2 separate regions of the Homo sapiens genome follow, and region 2 is linked to region 1. The links are chromatin loops, found by intact Hi-C in ENCODE. Cell type or tissue: PC-3. All regions are shown on one strand.

What was found. Hi-C counts contacts between places; a loop is a spot of excess contacts. Peaks named below come from ENCODE experiments on the same cell type or tissue, not always from the same donor. Only the 100,000 strongest peaks of a DNase experiment are listed, where the experiment ranks them.
Region 2: it touches region 1 in a loop (8-fold over the local background); 2 of 110 quality-filtered maps call a loop at or near these places.

Annotation. Positions count from the first base shown.
Region 1 is chr17:57,661,260-57,663,759 of GRCh38, reverse strand. All of the region lies in intron 11 of MSI2 (musashi RNA binding protein 2), which reads right to left. Among named protein-coding and RNA genes, the nearest start is that of MSI2-AS1, 54 kb to the right of the region's middle. RefSeq lists a silencer at 506-798. In PC-3, a CTCF peak has its summit at 992; a DNase peak (open chromatin) is centred at 699; H3K4me3 peaks cover 953 bases; H3K27ac peaks cover 1,631 bases.
Region 2 is chr17:57,371,218-57,373,717 of GRCh38, reverse strand. The region is part of intron 5 of MSI2 (musashi RNA binding protein 2); the gene reads right to left. Among named protein-coding and RNA genes, the nearest start is that of MSI2, 120 kb to the right of the region's middle. In PC-3, no CTCF peak of the experiment used is centred here; a DNase peak (open chromatin) is centred at 1,387; H3K4me3 peaks cover 817 bases; H3K27ac peaks cover 1,393 bases.

The DNA.
Region 1 (2,500 bases):
AACGACTATTTTACACACCTGGAGCTGATCAATCAAAAGCCAGAAAACACAGAAGGACACAGCAAAACTGGACTAGGGGTTTCCTCTGACACCGGTCCATAGTGTCTGCTTTGCTGCTGTGTGTCTGTCTTTTCTCTGAAGGATGGTGACGCTGCCGCCACCTTTCCACCTGAGTCAGTGACGGACCCGGACTCCAGGACATCCTGGATCCTATGTCTGTCACACTGAGCCTCTCCTCTTCTCCCCAAGGTCAGAAGCCCACCCTCTCCAGGATATAGTCAGAAATAACTTCCCGAAAGAGGGGCGAGCGGGGCTGGGGTGCCTTTCCCGGCTACACAAGCCTCTGCCACAGGCACGCAGGCATCAAATGTTTACCACAGACCTGGGCAGACCATTTTATTAATATTAATAAGTAACCAGGAACAAAGGGCCCCTTTATTTTTAGCTTTCTCTAATTGTGTAGTAATTACTCATCTACAAAACAAATGAGGCCCTGCTCGCGGTTGCCATGGTACCGGGTGCCCAGCCTCCCTGCAGGATGATTGGCCAAGAAGCCCGCTGCTCCCGCCTTGGCCCCGCCCCTCCACCCCGCCACTGGCTCAGAGCAAAGCCCCAGCAACTGGGCAGCCAATCCCCTCCCAGCCCTAAGGCCGGGCGGGGCTTCCCAGCGACCTTCCAGAAGCGGTCCTCGCAGCCCACAGGAAAAAATGTTGACTCATCCCTACAGAGGACGTCTGTCTTCCCAGAGAAGCCCGCCCGTGCTCCATCGCCTAGTTTCTTCTGGGCATTGGCTAACTTCCCTCAGCCTTGTTTCAGCTAAAGGTTCCCTTCCAATAATTCTCTTCAGGCTGGCTTCCTCTTACACGACCACGCCTCCTCCCGGCCTCCTTTGTCTGACATTGGTCTGAGTGCATTCAGGGACCAGAAACCTGTCAGCCAAAGCCAGGCAGTGTCTGCAACAGCAGGAGCAGGTGCAAAAAATACTTATACCGCCTCCTGAGGCCACTCGTAAATGATTTGGGGTTATCTCCTCCCCCAAGGATAATGGAGAATTTAGTTAAGAGCAGCTGTGGTTTTTTCTTGAGTGTCTGTTTTAAGGTTGCAGAGCCTGGCTCAGCCATCCCAGGGCTGGTACGATGGAGCGTCCGCTGACAGTGGCTTAGAGGACAGAATGACGACAGGCTTAGGCTCAAATCCTGTCTCTGCCACTTCAGATAAGCTACTATCCTTTCCAAACTACAGTTTTTAAATCTTTAAAATGGGAATGAGAATGACAGTGCTCACTTCATAGGGTTATGAGAATTTAATGGGATAAGGCAGGTGGGCTTGACATGGTACTTGGCTCACTCATAATACATGTGAGCTATTATTATTAACATCTATTATCATTATTGTATTCAAATTGACTAGGATGTGTCTCTAGCATTCTATTGACCACTTACAAGATACCTTCCCCTGGAACCCTCTTAGCCTATACCACGGAGTGGCTGCCATCGTGGTGTTCTCATCCCCTGACAGATCTAATTTCAACAGCCCATCACAGCTGTTCAAAGGCATTATTTGTCTGCTTCCTGTTCTGTAGGATCCCAAGCTGGGAAGGGAGACCTTTTTAAAAAAATTAATATTAATAAGCAACCAGGAACAAAGGGCCCCTTCATTTTCTGTGTTTTCTAATTGCATAGTAATTACTTATCCATATGAAGAATGAGGACTAGGCTGACTTTGCCGCCGGGAGGCCTGATGGTTTGTATTGTTGGGGAAAGCAGGTGCCACCCGCAGACACATGCAAAATATCTTCCAAGGACCCATAATCTCACCTTTCATTCAGGAGAGCTCACCCATGAGGAAGAGGACTGAGGACATGGGCAAAGGAGGGGGTGCCCCAGGTAGGGTGAATCAGGTATGGCTTTCTGGCACTTTGAGCCAAATTTTGACAGAGAGGGCAAAGACAAGGACAGAGGGAAATGGAGTGGCAGAAAGAAAGGGGACAGTGGCCACCTCAAGGGCAAAGGAATGGGAAACAATAGCCCCAAGCAGGGAATAAATAACAACTTGTTGGCAGAAGCAAAGGAAAGTTAAGGGAACTAAGGCAGAGATTTGCCATGGAATGCCCTCCTGTGTCTGCTTTCTCAATGCCTCTCACTCCACACCCCTTGCTCCAGGTCACGAGCCCAGCCCCAGCCCCAGACCCCAGGATTAGGGGTCAGGCTGTTCTTTGTGGAGCTACAGCCAGGCTTATCTTCTTTAGATGGTTCTGTCCTTACTGAGCGCCACTTGCATGAAGAATACGAACCTCCCTCTCCTGTGACTATATCAACATGGCTTTCAAGATCTCCCAGAACCTTGACTGTCTCTATCTCTTCAAGCCCATATTCCCTGCCTAGCAGACAGCTTCCCACTCCAAATTCTCCAGGCCCTGTGTCATGTCTTGCCTCCTCCACTAAGCTTCCTGCCTTCTGGGTACTCTCTGACCTTGTAGGAATCTATCCTTATTAAAGGC
Region 2 (2,500 bases), 290 kb after region 1:
GGCTGTGGTTCTGAACCTGGCAGCTGTAGCACCATCTTCCCAATTTGGTGGGGACTTCCAGATGACAGAAGAGACAGTAGGTATTTGAAGACCCAGATCTGCTGCATAGCTCTGAGGGCTGTTCCCAAAAGCACAACCTAGAGGTTTCCGTGTATCTCCTGATGATTTCTGGAAGCATTTTAATGCCCTCAAACAAATTCCTTTCTGCTTAAACCAGATGGGAGTGGATTCAGCTCTCTGCAACTGAAACTAGACTAACACACGGCCTTTGTTCTTGTTTTTAAAAAATAGATCAATATCTTCATTTAAAAAGAAAAAAGGACACAAACTAGAACCTGAAATCTGTTTTGTTCCTAACTGGCTGATTGACCTGGGGTGAGGCAATTACTAATGTTTGTTGGGCCTCAGTTTTCTTATCTGTAAAATGAGAGGGTGAAATTTGATCTCCCAGGATCTTAACACACCTAATATTTGGTGATTTTTTTTTTTTGACAGGCTGGAGTGCAGTGGCGCAATCTCAGCTCACTGCAACCTCCGTCTCCTGGGTTCAAGCGTGCCTCAGCCTCCCAAGTGGCTGGGACTACAGACACACACCACCACGCCCAGCTAATTTTTGTATTTTTTGGCAGAGACAGATATGTCTCTACCACTATGTTGGCCAGGCTGGTCTTGAACTCCTGACCTAAGGTGATCCACCTGCCTTGGCTTCATAAAGTGTCGGGATTACAGTCGTGAGCCCCTGTGCCCAGCCATATTTGGTAATTCTAAATCCAGATGCCCTTTATTTTCATAATTCTGAATTTATTTTTGCAGTCAATTAATCAATACGATCGATCCCTCTTGGCAGGAAAAAAAAACAAAACTGTCCTCATTCTCATTGGGGTGGCGGATTTCAAATCACATTCAGAAACACCAGATTGCCAGGTAAGAAAACTTCATTTTCAACTGGAGCTGGACATCTCCTTTAAAGCGTGAATAGGGGCGATGAACAGTACACCCTTTTATAGTTTCTTCTAGAAAGGGGAACACTACTATTGGTTTCTGTATCATTTATATTTTTTACAGCAGAAAGTATTCATTGATAATAAAATGTGTAATAAAAGAAACAGAAAATAGGCACAGCTTGTTTTCAAATTTCTGTTCATCTGTAACTTTTTTCCTCCAAAAAGAGAAAACATATCAATATGTTGACTATAATTATTTCTGTGTGGTGAGATCTCAGGTTTCATTTTATTTTTCCTACTTTTTGACATTTTCCAAATTTGCCACATTTGTAAACCCAAGCGGTAAAAAGACAGCAGGAATCTTCCTCATTCTCTTCCCTCTTCCCACATCTGTGGTGGCGGTTTCTTGGAACAGTTACACTGAAAGTTCTGATTCAGAGGAAAACTATTTCCATCTTCAAACTTGGATAAATGTTAACCAAATAAGATACACAGGTGGGTAGGTCAGTGTGTTGAAGATAAGTAGGTAAGTAAACAAATAAACCCGAAAGAGAGAGCTTTGCCAAACTACACTGAAGAGGGCTGTTTAAAATAAGCAATTCAAGTTGATCCAAGAAACCCCAATCTTTTTAAATTAAGCCTTCCCCTTCAGCACATATAAAAATGTTTACCATAAACACATCATTTTTACAAAAACAGTAATTTTTTTTAAATTAAGTTAATCTCTCAAACTTTTGGTGAGGTTAGAAAATAGTACCATTCTCCTTATCGGGAGGGCCAATGTAAGATAAAAAAAATTTTAAGAGATTATATATAAGTATATATATTACAAATTTTTTGATATTGTAAAGGAGATTATATATCTCATATATATAAGCTCCTTTATATATTTTTCATATATATTTATATGTAAAATCTCCTTCAAAATATCCATAGCCTTTAACCCCAAAATTCCACTTCTAGGTAAACATATTAAGGAAGTGATCAGAGATGTTGCTAAGGGGTTATGTACAAGGATATTCCACAATGTTACTTATAATAATAATAATAAATCACTAACCAGCTAACTATTCAATAACAGGCTTTGGTCAAATAAAGTATAATTGTAAGTCACAACACCACATAGACAATAAAAACCACAACATAAAAACAGTGAATGAGGAAAATATGATAAAGTTATAAAGGCAGGTTAGCCAATGATTTGTGTGTGTGTGTGTGTGTGTATACCTGTGTCTCTATATAATTTTTTGCCCTTTTTTTTTTTTGCCATGAAAAAGGACAGAAAAAAATGTACCGAAATGTTCATAGCAGTTATCTCTGAATGGTAAATAGTGGCGTTGGGGGGATTTTTACTTAGTTCTTGCAGTTTTCCAAAATTTTCCCAAGTGTTTGTGATTGGAGGAACATGGCAGAAGCAGTAATCAATGTTCTAAATAAACAAACTGCCCAAGTCTCTCCTTTCTGTAAACGTCTAAGTTGGAGTTAAAAACATTTTTATCACAGACCAATCTCGTAATTTTACCCCATCAACTGGCTGAATGGAATAAACATTACAA